Regions from separate parts of the Homo sapiens genome. Here all the other regions are linked to region 2. Evidence: chromatin contacts called from ENCODE Hi-C or POLR2A ChIA-PET data. All regions are on one chromosome and are shown on one strand. The core of a region is the stretch at or near the end of the contact, and the rest is flanking DNA. Distances in the headings are between cores, read along the strand shown.

Region 1 (2,733 bases), core at 120-2,619, 190 kb after region 2:
GAGACAGACATATGGCCATTTCTATAATTATAAACTCTGCTACATGCTGAGAGGATGGCTTCTCAAAGCCAGTTAGTGTACAAGCAGTGGAGGTTGGGACTGCCCTACTTCTCCTGCCTAGGGTCACACAGTCTGGCAGATCTGGAAAGACTTCCCTGAGAAAGTGACCTTGGAACTGATACCTTAGTGGAAATAACTAGGCATTGGGAGGGGGTGAGGTGAGGAGAAGGTCAAGAGCTTTCATGTAGAGGGAACTTTGTGCAGAGACCTTAGTCAGGAAGAGGTTTTGCATAGTGGAGGAACTGAAAGCTAACAGCCAGGCTACAGTACAGAGCAAATGATGCTGGGGTGTGAGGTGATGTCAAAAGGTAGACACCAGGGCTAGAGGGCGCATAATCTTGCAGGCCGTGCTAATGATTTTGTTTTCTACCCAAGAATGCTACTTCAGGAGATCAGTCAAAAGGTTAGGGTGATGGTGACGGTGGAAATATAGAAAAAGGAATTTATTCAAGAGGTATTCAAAAAGAAGTGAAATAGAGATGAGTTGGAGATAGATTGGATAAAAAGAGTGAGGGAGAGGGAGGTGTCAGGCTGCAGCCCAGGTTCTGAGTTGCCAAAGAGGAGTCTTTTCCTCCAGGTGAGCTAAGGCTTAGAACCACGATTTTTGGTCACTTTTTCTTATTTTCAGTGTGAGAAGTGGCGAGTTGGCTGTCCAGGTACACACTGTCATCTTACACTTACTGTTTAAGACAGAGGCGCATATTTGGAAAGTGAATGAGTCAGGAGCCAGAGGAGAAGGTATGCCGGCAGAGCCTAGGGCGGAGAGGAGGAAGAGAGTCTGGGGGCGCGTCCCCAAAAAGGAGACAGGGAAGACAGAGCAGAGGCCGGGGAGGGGAGAGCAAGGACCATGACAGGAGGAAAGAGAGGCTAGGGAACACTGAGGTGGAGGAATCCTGGGATATGACAGTTGTAAAGAATTGTAGCCAACCTAATCCAGTTCTCTCAATGTGCAACTGAGGAAATTAATTTTCATGCGTTTACTTTATTGTAAATGTGGTACTTGCACTTGAGAAATTTTGGAAAACATAAAGATGTAAAGCAAATTAAGATCACTCATAGTCTTTCCACCTAGAGACATGTACTGCTAAAGCAAGGACTTTGATCCTTTTTTCCCTTTGCATTTTTACCATGGTTGGAATTGTAACACAGACACAACCTTATGTCCTGCTTCCAAAACATAAATAATGGTTGTAAAGCGTCCCACACGTTGACCCAAAGTCTCCTTTGAAACAGGAAATTGAGACACGCCGGTTGTGAAACCTACTGAAGTGAGCGGCGGCGCCAGGATTCCTGGGACCCCGACCTCTTTGCAGCTCGCACAGCTAAGGGCGAGGGCGCCCTTCGGCAGAAGCAGCAAACCGCCGGCAAGCCCAGCGAGGAGGGCTGCCGGGGTCTGGGCTTGGGAATTGGCTGGCACCCAGCGGAAAGGGACGTGAGCTGAGCGGCGGGGGAGAAGAGTGCGCAGGTCAGAGGGCGGCGCGCAGCGGCGCTCCGCGAGGTCCCCACGCCGGGCGATATGGGGTGCCTGCTGTTTCTGCTGCTCTGGGCGCTCCTCCAGGCTTGGGGAAGCGCTGAAGGTGGGTGGAACGAGGGCGCTTGAGTGCACTCGCGGGAGGGCGGAGAGAGGGAGCTGGGTAGGGACGGGGAGGGCAACGCCTGATGGGGACTGGTGAGACCCGGGACGCACTGGCGCGATCTAGGTAGAAAACTCGCTGCTCCCTGGCTCCGGGGAGAGGCAGCGCGGCACAGAGTTCGCTGGCATCAGCCGCCTCCTGAAGCTCATCTCCTCTTGTTTCTTTCTTCCTTCTCTTTATGCTGGCTGCTCTCCCGGCCACTTGCTACACGCCTCCAATCTTCATTCTCTCCCAGTCCCGCAAAGGCTTTTCCCCCTCCGCTGCCTCCAGATCTCGTCCTTCGCCAATAGCAGCTGGACGCGCACCGACGGCTTGGCGTGGCTGGGGGAGCTGCAGACGCACAGCTGGAGCAACGACTCGGACACCGTCCGCTCTCTGAAGCCTTGGTCCCAGGGCACGTTCAGCGACCAGCAGTGGGAGACGCTGCAGCATATATTTCGGGTTTATCGAAGCAGCTTCACCAGGGACGTGAAGGAATTCGCCAAAATGCTACGCTTATCCTGTGAGCTGAGGGATAGGATCCTGGGCCGGTACCCAAGGGGAGAGAATGGCCACAGAAACTCAACTGGGAGACTGTGGCACCACCTGATGAGATTCTCTGCTCTGTCCACCCTCTTCTGATTTCCCTTCTACCTGGAGATGTCCCAGGCTTTGACTCCTCAAAGTGTCCCTCGTTCCTGCCTACTCCAGGTCACTTACTTTCCTTTCCCTGAAGTCTGGGTCCCCATTATAACCTGCACATCAATTTCTTCTCTTTCATCTCTCCCAGTCTTTTAAACCCTTCTTTGATCTTTCTCCATTCCTCTCCACAGATCCCTTGGAGCTCCAGGTGTCCGCTGGCTGTGAGGTGCACCCTGGGAACGCCTCAAATAACTTCTTCCATGTAGCATTTCAAGGAAAAGATATCCTGAGTTTCCAAGGAACTTCTTGGGAGCCAACCCAAGAGGCCCCACTTTGGGTAAACTTGGCCATTCAAGTGCTCAACCAGGACAAGTGGACGAGGGAAACAGTGCAGTGGCTCCTTAATGGCACCTGCCCC
Region 2 (3,101 bases), core at 323-2,822:
TCTGGACCACAGGCTGGTGTTAGTATCTGCGGAGGAAAGAGGAGCTGTGGCCGCTACACATCAACAGAGGGCACCAGAGAGCCACGCACCTACTTTCAGGGGCAGAAATTGAGAAAACTTGGCGGGGAGTGTTAGAGACCCAGGAGATCTGGGATCTGGGAGGAAAGAAGTGGAGACCTCTTTGGACCAACACATTACTGTAAAATTGTGCAATTCCAGCAACTTCTCTGTCCATTCCCTAGGGTCCAGACCTCTGGCTACCCGAGCAATCCTGTGAGCAGAAGTATCTGGTCAGGGGTGAGAAGAGGAGCTGGTTGCCAAACTGGGCCCTTAAGAAAGTGGAGATCCCTCCTGAATGCTCTCATGATTCTCAGGAATTCCCTTCCTTCCTAGTTCCTCCATGTCCCTACCCCAAAAGATCTCAAACTCCAGCGTGCTTAGAGATCTGACTGGTGGCTGTCTTCTCCTCTGGCTTGCATTCAGGGAGGTGAGGCCAGGTCTTGGCCCTTCAAAGCCATCCAGTTGGCTACCTTCTCCTTCGGGATGGGTGGAAGGCTAAGATGAACAAAGGAAGGGTCAACTGTGCCTCTTCCAGGCCGCTGAGTCCTCCAACGCCTAGCTGTGCTCAACCTTGACTGGGTGAAGCCAAGGCAGGGCCTCAAGGCAGGTCCAAGAGGCAGCTCCCATTCTCCAGTTCTGGGTTTTATAGGTGGGGAGAGGCATGTATGCCCCTCCCTTATCCAAGCATTCATTAGTCAATTGAGAATTCTTAATTTGGGGAATCTAGGGGCTAGACTTTGGGTGTGGAATTTAAAAAGAAAGGTCTTTATGTTTATTTAACTCCCTGCCCCCCACCCCACTCCTAGACACACACACGGAAACACACACACACACACACACACACACACACTCCCCATCACATCCTCTGAGCTAGAGGCTGATGTCCCTCAGCCCATGTTCCTCCTCCACTGCTTAGTTCCATAGCCCGCGACCAAGATTGCGTCTATAAATAGGAGGGGGTGGGGTGGCCAGGGGTCCCGTCGTGCCTGCCCCAGAACCCACGACGGTCACATTTTTCACCCCCTTTTGCCTTTGCCCTCAATTCCTTTCCCTCTTTGCTCTCCTTCCATCTCAGTTCCAGCGAGGGGGGTATGTGTGTGCGCGCGTTGTGGGGGGGCAGGGGGAGGGCTCGTGGAGGGAGGCGCCGTCGGAGGGAGAGTAGACGTCAGGCGGAGGGAGGGAGGCAGGCAGGCAGGGAGGCAGGGAGGGAGAGAGGGAAGGAAGAGAAGGGGAGAGAAAGGGGGAGCAAAGACCGAAAGAGACCCAGAGAGATACAGCTTGAGAGGAGAAATAATTAAAGGGGGAGGGCGACCAGGAGGAGAAAAAGGTCTGGGAGGAAAGAGAGATAAAGAGAATCGGAGGGCAGGGAAATGAGTTTGTGCGCGTGAGTGTGCGCGCGCGCGTGTGTGTGTGCAGGGGCGGGCGCGGGCGGGCGGGGGGCGGGCTCCCGGGCTCCCGGGCTCCCCTCCTCCCCAGCCCGCTCCTCTGGCTCGCTCGCCAACTCCGGGCCCCAGCCGCGGGCGGGCGCACGGCGGGCGGACAGCATGCTGAGCCTCCTCGTCTGGATCCTCACTCTCTCCGATACTTTCTCCCAAGGTAAGGGCCCCCAGCCCACCCCCGGACGCTCGGCTTCCCCCCGGGGCCGGGGCACTGCTTCCCCGGTGGGAGAGTGCTGGAGTGCCCCGCGGCCCGCGGCCAGTCCCCGGGTCCGGACGCCACGAGGCGGGGGCTCGGTCCGGGCGCAGAGCCCTGGGGGAGGGGGCGCGGAGTAACGAGGGGCTGGGGAGAATGAGTTTGCCGTTGATTTGCCCAAGTTGTTTCCTCTGGCTGCGCGGGAGAACCGAGCAATGGGGCCGCGAGGGCTGGAGGTCCGAGTAAAACGGGGAACCGAACGCTTTCTCTTGAGCTTCTGGCAGCCCTACCGACCCTCGCCCTCTGAGGCCGGGGTTCCGGACGCCTGAGTCCAGCCTAAGGGCAAGGCTGGGAAGAGGGTGGGATTTCGGATTTCGGGCGAGGGGGTGAGCGAAAAGCTGGGTCCCACCTCCCGAAGATGTTGCCAAGGGGATCCCCCTACTCCAGCCCAGCCCCTCGGGGGTCTGAGTCTGAATCACGGCTCCAGCCTGCCTGGGGCTGCCCCCTCTAGAGGAAGGGAGGGGTGTCTCGGCGCCTCTAGTGGGGATTTGGAACCCCTGCCCACGGAGGCTCTGGGTGGAGAGTGGAGTTCCACATACAGCTTCAGGCCCGCTTGATACAGAGGGGGGGAACTCACGGGGGCGGGGGCAGAGGCGGTGGGGGGAGGGGGCTGACACTCTACTTGGGCTCAGGAAAGTGTTGCTGTCTGGGGCTTATTTGACACTGGCAGGGGAGAGGCTGGGAGGTGAGGGAGGTGGTTGGGAGAGATGAGGATGTCAGTGTATCCTGGGCAGGGCTGGGGTTGGGGGAGGGAAGAGGGCTGAGGGAACCAAGGGTCCAGACTGCAGCAGGGACTGGGGTCTGTGGGAGTTGGTTCTTGCCTCCCAGGTCTGACTCTAAGGAAGACTGAATCCTGCTGAACTCCTTCCCTCCCCAAAAATGGAGCTGACACACAGAAATTGACACACAAACACCGTAAAACACTCACAGACACTGAGACAGACTACTCACCTACTGAGAGAGAGACATCCCCACAAACATCCCCCACACTGAGACAGACACATATACACAAAGACACGGAGACATCTGAGGAAGACAGATTCCTCCCCCAGATCGGCACACACTCACGCATTCATCCACCCGAACGTTACAACTATACACAGTACATGTATGCAGGCGTTTACAAGGACAGGACACACGCTCTCACAGAAACCAACCCTCTAGCAAACAAAGAAACTTGAACAGACATTCATATGGGCAGACACCTATGGAGATGTACAGACTGCAGATGGAGGAGGTGTCCTCTTTTAGGGGGTGTCTGGGAATGGATCTGGGTAGAACAGCCTCAGGCATTATTGCCCTGCTTTCTGTTCCCTTCCTGCGTTTGTAGGTGGTGTGTTATGCTGGAC
Region 3 (3,058 bases), core at 300-2,799, 150 kb after region 2:
TGGAAAGTCCATGATACTCCCTAAGAGTGTGCCCATCACGTTCCCTGGGCAGTGAAGGATGTTCCTTGGTCAGAGTAAAGTCCCATGAAGTGTCCAAAAATATGACATAATTTCCTCTCAAGGGGCTCTATGGTAGTCCCAGCATTCACATGAGTGACATATATGTCTCCCTTCCAAGCAGCAAGCTGCTGCCATAGTCCTATTCCCCATACAAGGAATCCATTAATAGTCCAGTCACTTAGTTGCCATTCCTCTGACTGAATGGCTAAGTTGTTGGCAACAGCCCATAAATTTGTGAAAATATAGCAAGATACGATGGTAGAGGTGGCCTGGATGGCCATCATCATTTCCTGTAGTTTGACCCATTGGGCAGAACATTCATGTTCAGTCTCAGTCAATATATGACCATCCCTTGGCCAGATGGCAGCCACAACCTCGTGGACCTGTCTTCTTGTTTTACAGCTCCGTCAGTAAACCTGCCATGCCATCAGTAGGCAAGTCTCTGAGTCTTGGGCCCTGGATGGCCTCAGAGGGAGCCAAGCCAGCCATTCTGGAGCATTCAGTATGGCTAGCTTTGCTCCTTCTGATAAGCCAGCCATTTGTTTATGGAGCATACTGGTCCCCTGGGGTCCTGGCTGGGCTCAATCTTGAATGTACCATTTATATTTGATAACTGATATCTGTCATGCACATCCAATTGTATAGTTGGGGTTTGTGAGCCCTCAAGTGGGAATGGCCACTTCAGGTTACAGTGTCACATGTGTCCTTCAGGCTGTAAGATGTTCAGTCCCCAAGAGTGCCCAATAGCAAGCAAGGGGTTGAATTCAGAACAGACGTATCTGGTGGCTGCCTCAGGCAACTTATGTGTTTATTTATTTATTTATTTATTTTTTGAGACAAAGTCTCGCTCTGTTGCCCAGGCCGGAGTGCAGTGGTGCGATCTCAGTTCACTGCAACCTCTGCCTCCTGGGTTCAAGTGATTCTCCTGCCTCAGCCTCCTGAGTAGCTGGGACTACAGGCACACACCACCACACCCGGCTAATTTTTGTATTTTTAGTAGAGACGGTGTTTCACCATGTTGGCCAGGATGGTCTCTATCTCCTGACCTCATGATTCATCCGCCTCGGCCTCCCAAAGTGCTGGGATTACAGGCGTGAGCCACCATGCCTGGCACAACTTATGTGTTTAAAATGAGAGGCTGGTATAACCCAATGGCAGTTTTCTGTTGGCACAGACTCCAGTCAGCAGGCATGGGGGTTGTGGACCTCTAACTCCATTAAGCTAGCAGGCTGTCAAGGTTTTAAAGTCAATGCCTGGGCCACAGCTTTTTGAATGGCTTCCAAGGCCTGCCATTGCAAAGGGCTCTTTGTTCAAAGTGGGGAATTTGTTGGTCACTTTGACTAAGGGGGCCAGAAGGACACTTAGGTAAGGTACATACTGTTGTCAGTATCCAAAGAGGTTGACCAGCTGTTGGGCCTCCTTTTTATTAGTGGATGCTATGAGGGTTAAACATTTTTGCTTGACTTTATCTGGGATACTTCTTTGGCTTCCAGCCCAGATGGCCTTGGCATTCAGCCTGGGACAGTCCATTGTGAGTCTCCATGCCCCAAAGGCATTTCTGACTGGCCAAATTGGGCAGTTACACTGTGAAAGCATAGCTTATAACATTTTTATCTGTAGCAAGTTTTGAATTAGCTAAGTAATGTCCTGTTCTCCATTTAATATGTAATACTGCTTTTTTTTTTTAGTAACCCAATGGGTCCTGAGTAGCTTAGGTGGCAGGCAGGAGTGCCTATACCCCACTGTTAATGGCTTGAACTCTTAGCTGTGAAAGGACATACCCCCTCAGGCAGTGGTGATATTTTGTTCCAGAAGCAGCCAAAATGTCAGTGCCTACAATACACTTAGTGATGGAATCATGATCACTGGCACCTGAAATGGCCCAAAGGGCCCCACCCACAAGCAGATAAGCACCACAAGCAAATAGGTACCATGAGCTACCATATTCATTTCCAAACTTCCTGATGTCATCAGTTTAACTTTTTTTCCCCTAAGGGGACCTGGAAATATTGTAATGTGGGCCCCAGGGCACAAGAACCCCAGAAAAGTCTGAATCCTTCTCCTTCCCCCTTTTATCCTGACAGGAGTATGGAGCCATTGGTACTCAGTGGGGACCCAGAGACCTTGGCTCCATTTCTAACTGCACCATTCAGCCTGAGACATTTGGGTCTGCAGTGTCCTTTATCAAACACACCGCCCAGGCTGCGTAAGACTTCCCTGGCCTTCCTCCATATCCATCCTTTAGATAGGCGGTCTCCCCATCTGTGAAGACCCACCCTGTGTGTGTTGGTTCCCTCTCAGATGTTCCAGGGACTGTCTGAGGACCTCTTTCCCATTCTCTCTCAAGTGCCTCAGGGTCCATCAGAATACCCACTTCCCAAGCTCTCTGGCCTGGGAATGAGCGATTACGTAAGTGCCCAACACCCAGGGAATTGTACACTGCTCTATCCTGTTTCTACATTCCATACCCTCTCCTCGGTCTATGCAGCCAGCTCACTCCCATCTGCAGGGGAGGTGGGGAGACTATGTTTCGCTTATCATCCTTCCCTCCCCATGACTCATCCAGCTGCATGTCCCGTCAGTTCCTGAATGCCCAGGCTGACATCTCTGCCTTGGGTCAGATACAGGGGGATATCACCGTCCCACTTCACCAGAAAGCCATGGTTCTGTCAGATCAGACCCTGCTCATAGCATCAATTTTGTGAGGCAGGTTCACTAATAACCAATCCCAAGAGAAGACTCCCACTACAAGCAGGACAGCAGAGATCGACACTATGCCAATCGACAGAAATAGGAGCCCACACACTTCTGCCCACTACATCCTGGCCTGAAGGTCTACCAATGTCTGCTGGAGATACACTCACATGCAACAAATTTTGTGAGGTGGGATTATTACTTACAGGCAAGCAGCAAGGGAAAAAAGAAGCCTAGGATCCATTGTGAGGCAGCCCTCAAGGCTCAAGGAAGCTTCCTGGGCAGGATTGAGTGTTGCCCGTAC

Evidence for each region. A loop is a pair of places that touch in the nucleus more often than their neighbours do. ChIA-PET counts read pairs that join two places held with the same protein, here RNA polymerase II (POLR2A). Pooled maps may share reads with other maps.
Region 1: a loop to region 2 is called in a pooled map, with 2.6 times the contacts of the local background. The contact joins the promoter of CD1D here to the promoter of KIRREL1 in region 2. A Hi-C loop is called at or near these places in 2 of 50 pooled maps. POLR2A ChIA-PET finds 5 or more read pairs at or near these places in 2 of 52 experiments (activated CD4-positive, alpha-beta T cell and activated T-cell).
Region 3: a loop to region 2 is called in a pooled map, with 1.9 times the contacts of the local background. The contact joins the enhancer-like site here to the promoter of KIRREL1 in region 2. A Hi-C loop is called at or near these places in 6 of 50 pooled maps. POLR2A ChIA-PET finds 5 or more read pairs at or near these places in 3 of 52 experiments (K562, MCF 10A and WTC11).

What each region holds. Positions count from the first base shown.
Region 1 is chr1:158,179,526-158,182,258 of GRCh38, forward strand. CD1D (CD1d molecule) reads left to right here and starts at 1,370. Exons shown (of 6, transcript NM_001371762.2): 1 at 1,370-1,637; 2 at 1,930-2,196; 3 at 2,507-2,733. The coding sequence starts at 1,577. RefSeq lists a silencer at 379-428 and an enhancer at 1,841-1,900.
Region 2 is chr1:157,992,073-157,995,173 of GRCh38, forward strand. KIRREL1 (kirre like nephrin family adhesion molecule 1) reads left to right here and starts at 1,573. Exons shown (of 15, transcript NM_018240.7): 1 at 1,573-1,656. The coding sequence starts at 1,605.
Region 3 is chr1:158,143,807-158,146,864 of GRCh38, forward strand. The region is part of intron 1 of LOC105371460 (a long non-coding RNA gene); the gene reads left to right. Among named protein-coding and RNA genes, the nearest start is that of LINC01704, 4.7 kb to the left of the region's middle. Within about 2 kb of position 1,550, at least 8 of the 41 ENCODE cell types and tissues checked have a DNase peak (open chromatin) inside an H3K27ac peak, as active enhancers do.